Linked DNA regions of Homo sapiens: region 1 is linked to region 2. The links are chromatin contacts, found by Hi-C or POLR2A ChIA-PET in ENCODE. All regions are on one chromosome and are shown on one strand. Each heading gives the region's core, a stretch centred on a gene start or an enhancer-like site at or near the end of the contact. The rest is flanking DNA. Distances are from core to core; before and after follow the strand shown.

Region 1 (6,350 bases), core at 121-2,620, 370 kb before region 2:
ATGACTGGGTGTCTCTGTCTGCCAAGTGCTATTAATTCTGGCGAAAGAGAAGAGAGAGAAAGAAACAGAATATTTCAATGCAATTTGATCAGTGCTATGCACAGGGTGTGGCAGACACTGTTGGTTTCCTCCCCAGTAATAGTTCCGTCTTCTTTGTAGTTGATAGAACTCTGATTTTTTTCTGACTGACAGGGTGTCCAGTTAGGTTCTCACATCCTTAGGCTCCCTTTATGCTAGGTGTGGCTGTGTGATGGAGATCTGACCAGTAGGGCACATGCAGAGGTCTGATGGAGATTCTGATACAATTGCAGTCCTGATAATTTGGGATTAACACAGGGGACTCTGCCCTTCTACTTTTTTCCTATCTTCAACATGAGCATAGTGCCCACTGATGCAGCAGCCATCTTGTGATTATGAGAGAGACAAGCCTGAGGGAAAGTGAGAGAATTCCAGAGATACTAGCCCTGATGCCACTGAGCTACTGAACCAATGCCAGCTGCTATCTAGATCCAAAATCTTGTTATGTGAGAAAAATACACTTGTATTTGTTTGAGCGACTGTGAAGCAAGATTTCTGCTACTTGCAACCAAAGACATCCCTAAATGTCTACAGGCATAAGGAAGAAAAAGTCATATTTCTTGTAAAATACAAAGTAGCTTGGAGGAAGCAGCCACTTTAGCCAGAACATCTGCCCTCTGGTGGATGAAGAGTGCTGGGCAAATGGCCTCTCCTTTGGCAATGAGGAATTTCTTATCCATCGTGTACTGTTTAAAACACTTCTCAGGCTGTAATTGATAGAGTCAAAAAAAAAAAAAAAAAAAAAACCTTGTAGGAACCTGCCTCCTGAGAGACTTCTGTCTAATTGGAGACATGTTCCTGTACAATCTTTAATGCAATTAGTCACAATATCACCTGAGTGACCCCTTGTGCTGAGGGACCTCACGGTTCCCTCTGACTTAGATCACGCCAGAGCCATCTACGGTCCACGTTTCAGGTTAAACCCTTTCTGCATTTTCCAGAAGTAGGGCCTTGGAAACCCTGACCATGGCCGGATTCACAGACATGCAGCTGCCAAGACTAACAGACTGGTAGACAGTCTTTTCGCTGCCCTCACAAACTCCCAAAGAGATACCTATTTTTTCCAGTAATTCACTTTTCTCTCTCTCTCTCTCTCTCTCTCTGTCTCGCCCTTTTATTTTTCAGGCACAAGTTGAGAGTCTCACAGATGGCTTTGGGGAAAATAACTGCTTGTTCTCAAACATGCTGTTGGGAGACACATTCCTCTCCCTCCCTCCCTCCCTCCTGCACAGTTCCTGGCCTGCCTCAGTCCTGTCTCCAGGAGATCATGATGCTGCAGCCTCATTCTGCAAGTCCCCATACCTTCCAGCAGTCTTGCTGGCGGTCTGGGCTGCTGGCATTTATATTTTTCTTCTAAGTAGCTTGGCACATAGGAGGCTTTGCCTCTCTGTTTTGAGCCTGGCTTTTAATTGTTGGGCTGAAGGGAACATTTAGCTTTGTGCCCACAAACACTCAGACTTCAGGGAGCCCTTCCATCTCTTCCTCCCATGCCTACCTGTAATTGCTGAGGTGTGGCTCAGGGTGCAAAACAAACAACCACAGAGTGAGCTGGTTTGAATTAGAGCCTCATTTGTGAGGAGGTGAGACAGGATCAGCTGGGCATCCATAGGTTGTGAGTTGGCATTGAGGGCTGGAAAAGAAGCCTTAGGGGCCCGTGAGAATGCTGTAGCTATGATCCAAAGTAAGGACAAGCACAGTGTGAGTTCCCAGGTTTAGTTTTGGTGAATTCCAGGCAGGTGAGGAGACCAGGAACTGTAAGCAAACACTTAGAGAAAGTGAATTCAGACGTCACCAGTGACAATAACCATTGGCATAAAAGGCAAGTGGCAGCTGACATTTAGAAGAGACAAGGTATGTGTTAAAGTATGGTCTTGTCTGAGTTTTCAAAGGCCCTGAAATAAGTAAAACTGCCCCTAACTAACACTCATTCCTGCCTCTGCCTTAAACTTTCTTTATGTAAACTTCTGAGTCTTGGTTTCTTCACCTGTAACTTAGGTGAAGTATGTAAGTTCTTCTCACAGGATTGTTTTGAAACTTACATAAATTGACATTTTCAAAAGAACTTTATAATCTGTATTATTCCTCACAAGTTAATTTTTTAATTTCTTTTATAATTTTTAATGATTTTTATTAAGGTATAGTTGACATAAAATGTGTATATATTTACACTATACAACATGATGTTTTGATGTGTGTATACATTGTGAAATGATTAGCTTAGTAACACATCTGTAACCTCACATGCTTATCATTTTTGTTGTGAGAACATTTATCTACTCTCTTGGCAATATTCAAGTCTACAATGCATTATTATCAACTACAGTCATCATGCCCTATAATACATCTCTAGAAATTATTTATCCTGCTTAACTGAAGTTTTGTATTCTTTGACCAACATCTCTCCATCCCTCTACCTTCTTCCCCCTGAAAAATCACCACTCTACTCTCTGCATTAATAAGTTCACAACTTTTTTAGATTCCATGTGTAAGTGAGCTCATGCAGTATTTGTTTTTCTGTTCCTGGCTTATTCTACTTAGCATAATGCCTTTTAGGTTTATCTGTGTATTTCCCGCTTTTTAAAGACTCAATGGTATTCCATTGTGTGTGTGTGTGTGTATGTGTGTGTGTGTATCACATTTTCTTTATCCATTCATCTGTAGATTAACACACATGGTTCGATTCCATGTCTTGGCCATTGCGTGTGTGTGTGTGTGTGTGTGTGTGTATCACTTTTTTTTATTCATTCATCTGTAGATTAACACACATAGGTTGATTCCATGTCTTGGTTATGGGGAATATATATACACATACCCAAAAGTGGGGTTGCTGAATCACATGGTAGTTCAGTTTTTATTTTTTTGAGGAATGTTAATATTGTTTTCCCTAATGACTTAATTTACATTCCCACCAACAAGTGTGCAAGGGTTCCTCTATCTTTGCATCCTTGTTAATGCTTATATTTTGTCTTTTTTGGTAGCAGCCATTCTAAGAGGCGTGAGGTGATATCTCACTGTACTTTTGATGAGTGATGTTGAGGATTTTAAAAATATAACTGTTGGCCATTTCTACGTCTTCTTTTGAGAAATGTTTATTCAAGTCCTTTGCCTATTTTTTAACCTTATCATTTTCTTGCTATTGAATTGTTTGAGTTCCTTATAAATTTTGGAAATTAATCCCTGATCAGAAGAATGCTGTGCAAATATTTTCTTCCATTTCATGGGCTGCCTTTTCACTCTGTAGATTGTCTCCTTTGCTGTAAAGAAGCTTTTTAGTTGAATAAAATCCCTTTTGTCTATTTTTGCTTTTGCTGCCTGAGCTTTTGAAGTCATACCCAAAAATATCATTGCCCAGACCAATGTCACGGTGATTTCCCCCTATGTTGTCTTCTAATAGTTTTACAGTTTCAGGTCTTATGTTTAAGTCTTTAATCCATTTTGAGTTGATTTTTGTACATGGCATGAGATGAGGGTCCAATTTCAATTTTTTTTTGCTTGTGGATATTTAGTGTTCCCAACACCATTTATTGAAGAGATTGTTCTTTCTTCATTGCATGTTCCTGGCACCTTGTCAAAGATCAGTTAACTGTAATTGTGTAGATTTATTTCTGGCTTTGCCATTCAATTAAATTGTTTCATGTACCTCTTTTTATTCCAGTACCATGCTGCTTTGATTATTATAGCTTTGAAGTATTTTTTAAAACCAGGTAGTGTGATGTTTCCAGATTTGCTCTTTTTGCTCCAGACTGCCTTGGTTATGCAGAGTCTCTTGTGATTCCATATAAAGGATTGTTTTCTGTTTCTGTGAAAAATGTTATTGGAATTTTGATTGCATTGAATCTGGATCACTTTGGGTAGTATGAACATTTTAACAATATGAATTCCTCCAATTCATGAATTTGGGATACCTTTCCATTTTTTTTGTCTTCAATTTTATCAATGTTTTATGGTCTTCAGTGTACAGGTATTTTACCTCTATTTCTACATATTTTACACATATTTTAAAGCTATTGTAAATGGAATTGTTTTCTTAAATTATTTTGCAAATGGTTTGTTGTTAATGTATACAAATCTACTGACTTTTGTATGTTGATTTAGTATCCTTCGCCTTTACTGAATTTATCAGTTCTGAAAGTTTTTGGATGGAGTCTTTGGAATTTTCCATATATAAGATTACATCATCTGCAAACAGAGACAATTTTACTTTTTTCTTGTCCAATTTGGATGGCTTGTGTTTATTTTTTTAAATATAATTGTGGTAACTAGCACTACCATACTATATTGAATAGAAGTGATGAGAGTGGGCATCCATCTTGTTCCTGATTTTAGAATAAAAGCTTTCTGCTTTTCACCATTTAGTATAATGTTAAATGTGGGCTTGTTATAAATGGCTCTTATTATGTGGAGGTATATTCCTTCTATACCTAATTCGTTGAAGAGTTTTTATAGTGAAAAGATGTTGAATTTTATCAAATGCTTTCTCTACATCTCTTGGGATGAGCATATGATTTTTATCATTCGTTTTATCAATGTAGTGTGTTACATTTATTGAGTTGCATATGTTGAGCTATCTTTGCATCCCCCCCAAACAAAATATACATTTCATTTAATCATGATATGTAATCCTTTTTATGGGCTATTAAATTCAGTTTGCCAGTGTTTTTTAAGGATTTTTGCATATATCTTTATCTGAAACATTGACCTGTAATTTTCTTTTCTTATAATGTCTTTGTCTGGCTTTGATATCAGAGTAATGCTAGACTTGTAAGATGAGTTTGGAAGTGTTCTCACCACTTCAATATTTTAGAAGAGTTTGAGAAGGATTGGCATGAATTCTTTTTTAAATGTTTGGTAGAAATTACCAGGGAAGCCATCAATCACTGAACTTTTCGTTGGGAGGTTTTTGATTACTGATTTAGTCTCTTTACTTGTTATTGGTCTGTTCAGATTTTCTATTTCTTTATGACTCAGCCTTAGTGGGTTGTATGTTTCTAGGAATTTATCCATTTTTCTGGGTTATCCAATTTGTTGATGTATAATTGTTCAGAGTAGTCTTATAATTTTTTTTTGTAGCATCAGTTGTAATGTATCCTAATTTATATGTAATTTTAATTATATGTGTCTTCTCTCTTTTTTCCTTAGGTTTGTCAGTTTTGTTTATTTTGCCAAAATATTAACTCTTCAGTCTCCTTGATATTTTTTATTGTTTTCCTAGTCTCTGTTTTGCTAATAATAATTTTTATTATTTCCATCTTTCTGATGACTTTGGGCTTAGATTGTTTTTCTTTTTCTAGTTCCTTGAGGTATAAAGTTAGGTTGCTTATTTGAGATCTTTATTCTTTTTTTTTTTTGACAGAGTCTCGCTCTGTCGCCCAGGCTGAGTGCAACGGCGCGATCTCGGCTCACACCAAGCTCCGCCTCCCGGGTTCATGCCATTCTCCTGCCTCAGCCTCCCGAGTAGCTGGAACTACAGGCGCCTTCCACCACGCCTGGCTAATTTTTTGTATTTTTAGTAGAGACAGGGTTTCACTGTGTTAGCCAGGATGGTCTGGATCTTCTGACCTCGTGATCCGCCCACCTCGGCCTCCCAAAGTGTTGGGATTACAGGCGTGAGCCACTGCGCCCGGCCTATTCTTTCTTAATGTAGGAACTTATGGCTATAAATTTCCGTCTTAAAAGTGATTTTTGTTGTGTCTCATAAGTCTTGGTATATTGTGTTTCCATTTTTCTTTGTCTCAACATATCTTTTGATTTCCGTTTTGATTTCTTCTTTAACCCATTGGCTCTTCCAAAGTGTGTTGTTTAATTTCCACATATTTGTGTATTTCTAATTTTTCTTTCTGTTACTTATTTCTAGTTTAACAGCATTGTGGTCAGAAGAGATACTTGCTATGATTCGAATCTTCTTGAATTTGTTAAGACTTCTTCTGTGGCCTAAAATAATCTATGCTAGAGAATGTTCTGAGTGCAATTGAAAAGAACGTATATTGTACTGCTTTTAAAAGGAATGTTCTGTATATGTCTTTTAAATTTTTAAAATTTTTGTGGGTACATAGTAGTATGTATATTTACAGGGTACATGAGATGTTTTGATACAGGCAAGCAATATGAAATAAGCACATCATGAAGAATGCATATCCATTCCCTCAAGCATTTATCCACTGAGTTGCAAACAATCCAATTACTGACTTTAAGTTATTTTAAAATACACAGTTATTATGGACTATAGTCACCCTGTTGTGCTATCAAATTCATTCATTCTTATTCAGTCTCAT
Region 2 (5,748 bases), core at 814-3,313:
AAATGGTTAGTTACCTTGTTGAAGACGAAAGTGAAGAGGATGGTTTGAAGTGAAATATAGAGAGATAATTTTTAAAATTTAACATCTCGTAATTCTGTAAGCATGTCAGATAGAGCTACCAGCTAAGAAGTTAAATAGACTCCAAAATTCTGTCATGATTAGCAAGAGAGATCAGAGATGTTCCCTAAATCGACAAAGTCTGTGACAGAAGTTTAATTATAAATTACGTATCTGTTCTGAAGGGCAGGTAATACAAAAGAATTAAGGGTAGCAGACCCACCAAGAGCAAAAGGACCCAGAAAGAGACAGCAGAATAACAGCAAACTCATTGGTTCTGCATAATTTAGCCAAGAGTCTTCCATAGAAATGTGTTATTAAAGCAACTGAGCTCTGAAACTTTGATCAACTGAGCTCTGAAACCAATTTCATTAATGGGATTCTCCCCACACTAAGAATATTGGAAGCCATATACAATAGGTTGAATTGCATTCCCCTAAAATGTGACCCTATTTGGAAGTAGAATTGTTGTAGATATTAATTAGTTAAGGTAAAATGCAGTCATACTGGACTAGGGTAGCCCCTCATCCAGTATGACTGGTTTCCTTATAAAAAGGGGAAAGTAGGACACAGATAAGCAAATGTGGAAGACACCATGTGAAGATGACATCAGAAACTGAAGTGACACTTCTACAAATCAAGGAACGACAGATTGTTAACAAACCACCAAATGCTAGGAAAGAGGCATGAAACAGATTCTCTGTCACAGCCCTCAGAAGGAACTGACCCTGCTGACACCTTGGTCTCAAACTTCTATCCTCTAGAACATTGAGACAACACAGTTCTGTTGTCTAAGCCACCCAATTTGGTTATTGCAGCACCAGCAAACTAATACACATTACATTTCTCTGGCAATATCCCACTGTTGACTATCATTGCTACACGTTACAGAGAACTTTATGTCTTTTCTTAAAAAGAAGAATTCTTTGATGCAACAAGAAGAATTCAAAGAATACTTAAGAATAGATTTTGGGGGGTTTAAGGGAGGCCTATTAAAGCTGAGAAGCAAGTGATGCTGATATGGATCTGCATCGCCACCAAATCTCACATCAAATTGTAATCTCTAATGTTGAAGGTGGGGTCTAGTGGGTGGCTGGACCATGGGGACAGTTTCTCCTGAATGGTTTAACATCATCCCCCTTGGTGCTGTCATCAAAATAGTGAGTTCTCATGAGATCTGGTTGTTTAAGGTGTGTGGCACCTTACCCCTCTCTCTTTCTCCTGCTCTATTATGTGAAGTGCTGGCTTCCCTTTTGCCTTCTGCCATTATGGTAAGTTTCCTGAGGCCTCTCTGGAAGCTGAGCAGAAGCCACTATGCCTCCTATACAGCCTGCAGAATTGTGAGCCAATTAAACCTCCTTTATTTATAAATTACCCAGTCTCAGGTATTTCTTTATTTCAGTGTGAGAACAGACTCATACAGATACACAAATGAATTGCCTATGTCCAGTGAATATGACGTAAAAGAATAGGAGGAATACAAAGATGTCAGGCTTATTAATTTCACACAAGTAAAAGAACATTGTCAGCTTGTTGTATGTCACAATAAAAACTAATGCATATAGTTAAATTTGCAGAGTACACACGTAGAGAATCGGAGTTGACTATTTTGTTTTATTGTAGAGTCCAAATATTTTACGTATTCTAAAGAGCCCATAAAAATAACAGAACAGTAAATGACTTTAGACAGCATCTCATCTTGTAAACGTGGAACTGAGAGCAAGGAAGAGTAAGTGGCAGTCACAGCACTAGCCAAAGTCAGAGGCCTTGTGTCATACAGACTGAGAAGAGGTTGAAGCCCTTGGATTGAGTCAGAATCTCTGTCCCTAGACCTTGCTCGGTGTCCTTAGGTTGCTTGTTCAAAGCATGGTCCCTGAAGCCAATCATGCCAAGAATGTTTATGAAGCTAGCTATTCCCACAGAAACTCTGATTTGGCCTCATAAGCTACTGAGTCATTATGACTCAAGAATTTAGCTAGTTTGTGCCATTCTTTTTGGTTCCTGACCTAATTATGGAAATGCCGAGCTTGAGCTGTGAGAGCTTCTTGTGCTAATAAAAATAGATTCACAGACATGGTGAATTCACAGACATTGGGAAGGAGCAAAATCTGGGAAGTCATCTCATTATTCATTGTATTTGCCCCCTTCCCACTTTCCTCTTATCATCCCCTGAAGATCAAAAAGTGCAGATTGAAAATATCTTAGAAAGAGTCAGACTCCTTTGATTTACAAAAAGGAGACTGAGACTCACAGTAATTGTGCCTTGCCTATGGTTACACAATGAGTTTATAGAAAAACTGGGCTAGACCAAGTTTCCCAGATTCCAAGTTCAGCTTTCTTGAAATAACACTACTCTGCCATCCCAGGGGAGACTTTTTTCCATATATACTGTGTGTGCATATGTGTGTGTGTGTGTGTGCGCGTGTGTATTCAACATTAAGTGAAACAAGCATTCCTGCCTTGCTATTGATTGAATTGATATTGTTAACTCTTACATGTGAAGTATAGATGATAAACAATGGACAAGTCATGCTACAAGTTTGTCCAACCCCTGACCCCTTTATGCATTTTATTATTATAGCCCTAGTATACAGAGGAAATTGATTCTTTTCCAATCACTTTCATTCAAGGATATTATATTTCTGTATAAAAGCTTTGGTGGACTGATAGTTTCCATGAAAACATACAAATGAATATAATAGATAGACCTGTGCCAAACACACATTTATGGCGTGTTCTCAAAGTACTCTAAAAGTAAAGTAATTCTTTTGGGACTAGCCAAAGCATATTTTTAAATACTCTGTGCCAAGATCTCTGCAATTCAGCTACTAACTGACAATAGTTGGCAGTCTTGAGTTCATTCAATCCATGTGTACAAGAGCCTCACTTTCAATATAATGGCTGGCTCAATCCTATGGTTGTAGTACTAGCGAGAATTACTCTGAAGTTAATAGGTCATAGTCTTCTTAGCATGGAGTGAAATACAAACAATCAACAGAGTTTACTGAACTCTTAAATGGCTAATTTGGGCCGGGCACACTGGCTCATGCTTGTAATCCCAGTACTTTGGGAGGCCAAGGCAGGTAGATCACTTGAGGCCAGGAGTCTGAGACCAGCCTGGCCAATATGGTAGAACCCCATCTCTACTAAAAATACAAAAATGAGCCATGTGTGGTGGTGCGTACCTGTAATGCCAGCTACTCAGGAGGTTGAGGCAGGAGAATCACTTGAACCTGGGAGTTGGAGGTTGCAGTCAGCTGAGATCACACCACTGCATTCCAGCCTGGGTGACAGAGAAAGATTCTGTCTCAGATAATAATAATAAATAAATAATAAAATTAAATGGCTTCAAATTTATTTTTCAGATGACTTGTCTAAATTACTCAACGTGTAGATCATAAACTTTGAGTCATAAGGCGCAGTCCTATAGTTTTATTAACTCCTTTTATTCTAATTGTTGTTCTGTCACAAGTCTGCACTTCAATTAGCTTGTAAAGGATTAATTGATAACCTCACAAAGTGCAGACATCAAAAGAAAAAAAGAAAACCAAATTCTGCATGGCAGTTTAGGCCATAACATAATCAAGCTAAAAGTCCTACTATTTATAAAATCTGATCCTAGTTTAAATGAAACCAATACATTCTCATTAATAATAAGTTTTTTTCTTAGCATCTTCTTTTTTCCAATATGCCTATCAAGAAAAACATTAATTTCAGTTGGTACATGGGATTTGCTGTTCATGGTCAGACCTATTTCTGTTCTTCATTTTTAGATTTCTCCATCTACTTTCAGATGCCTGAAAATTTTAGAGAAACAAAACTTTTCATTTTATAAGCAGAGACTAAGAAGGAAAAATACACATGAACATGCTAGGCAATTCCATAAGTGTTAAATGTATGAACGGTACCTCTAAAGGAAATAATTTCCACACAAATAGTTGCAACTTATTTGCTAAAACCATTCCATTTTACTGAATTTGAATTCAAATGGAACTATCTGAATATTCCTCACTAAAAATCTGAGTACACATATTGTCTTGTCACTATGTTTTTAGGGATACTTTTCAGGGATGGTGATTGGAAGCTTAACGCTTGACATAGAGTACAAAGGTGTGAAACCCTCCATTCACACAGGGAAGGATCCTGCTATCGCAGGAACAGAACATGTGGAAATCTGGTTCCAAATTCCACCTGACAACCAGCATAACAGCAATAGAGCTACAGTTTCCAGAAAGAATCATTTCTATTTCCAATATTAACAATTTTTGAGCTGAATTCTTCTCTACCACATTTAAATAAGACAGTTCCTCAATAAAGGGGCAGCAGTTAACCTAGAAGAAAGAATATATTTGAAAAATATTCTGGCCTTTAAAATGTCTAATAAAAAATATTTCTTTCCCTCTAAAACATCAAATAACAATACTCAAAATTATTCATGGTATTTCTGTATGTCTGATTTCACTACACACATTTTTTTTAACTAATTGTGTCTTGCCTAAAATTCTAGAAGCCAGACCCTGTCTAGAATGGACAATTCCAATCTCAGCAGGATTCTCTTTCCTGAGAGGGAAAAAATATTCCTTGTCATTCTTGTCTCAGATTGGAGGAAAGTGGCCAGGAATTTTCATAGGTAGACTTCTTTGGTCAAGTTGCTAAATTTCTGGAATCAAAATAGGCCTTCACTGGGATGGGTTGTGAAAGTGATGTTTGTTCAGTTCTTACATTTGGGGGTAAGTAGATGCCCTGAGTAGAAAATGTGAATGTCTGTCCAAGAGATGTGGGAGTGCCTGTTACCACTTCCTTTCCACAGCATTTCTCTCACTGGCTTGCTGCATCTGGAATTTCTCGGCTTCTTTATGAAAATGTTGATGTTTATTCAGACTTTCTGAAACTTCACAATGATAGTCAGATGTCTGTGGCCACCTAGGTCACTGAATGGGAGGCTGGCAGCTCTGGAGACCACTGAGGCTGGCACCTGCAACACATCTCCAGAGATGTAAAAGCAGACTGGTCAAAGTCAAGTCCAGAGAGATGATGTGTGAATGTTTAGTCTGAGGCATTTTTTATCCGAGTCTCTTTTTTTTGACAACTTAAACTCACCCTTCTAAGTTCGTTGGTCTGACTTAGTTCTTACAAAATGAAGTATAAACTATTTTTCTTTCTTGGCCTGGCAAAAAAAGTAAGACTCTTTTCCGATATGAATATGAAGGGAAGTTGTGAGAAACTTAGGACAGCTGAAATTAGTGAAGTGATTGTACCTTTTAGGAAGACAAACAATTCATTCAAAATGCACTGCAAGTTATAGAACTGCAATTAAATATGCATCACATTTACACATTTTATTCTAATATCCCAGGGCACTCCAATCCCAACCTTCTCACCATGATTCCTGAACAAAGGGGACAACTGTGTGGTAAAGGATAAATGGAGAAAGAAACACTTACAATTGGTCTGAGGATTGCTATGGTTTATCCCACTGTACCTGGATGAGTTTCTCATTAAACTGCAGTTTATTTTGTTGCAGAATTAGGTAAGGTGAAAATGAAGCTGAAAATCAATCAAGTATTTTTTTCACACCTGTGCTTCTACAACTACAGTAGAGTTGAAGAATATAGAGATGTAGGCATTTCAACATAATGATTCAGGATGACCCTCTGTGAGCACAGGAACAGCCACACAGACTAGTTCATC

The links. Hi-C counts contacts between places; a loop is a spot of excess contacts on that map. ChIA-PET counts read pairs that join two places held with the same protein, here RNA polymerase II (POLR2A). Pooled maps may share reads with other maps.
Region 1: a map of chondrocyte shows a loop between it and region 2 (2.6-fold over the local background). The contact joins two enhancer-like sites. A Hi-C loop is called at or near these places in 5 of 168 maps with a recorded cell type or tissue (IMR-90, MCF 10A, Panc1 and 2 more) and 5 of 50 pooled maps. POLR2A ChIA-PET finds 5 or more read pairs at or near these places in 1 of 52 experiments (endothelial cell of umbilical vein).

The regions. Positions count from the first base shown.
Region 1 is chr3:99,493,736-99,500,085 of GRCh38, reverse strand. The region is part of intron 1 of LOC105374007 (a long non-coding RNA gene); the gene reads left to right. Among named protein-coding and RNA genes, the nearest start is that of COL8A1, 140 kb to the left of the region's middle. Within about 2 kb of position 1,370, at least 3 of the 41 ENCODE cell types and tissues checked have a DNase peak (open chromatin) inside an H3K27ac peak, as active enhancers do.
Region 2 is chr3:99,125,551-99,131,298 of GRCh38, reverse strand. No RefSeq gene overlaps it. Among named protein-coding and RNA genes, the nearest start is that of LINC00973, 210 kb to the right of the region's middle. Within about 2 kb of position 2,063, at least 6 of the 41 ENCODE cell types and tissues checked have a DNase peak (open chromatin) inside an H3K27ac peak, as active enhancers do.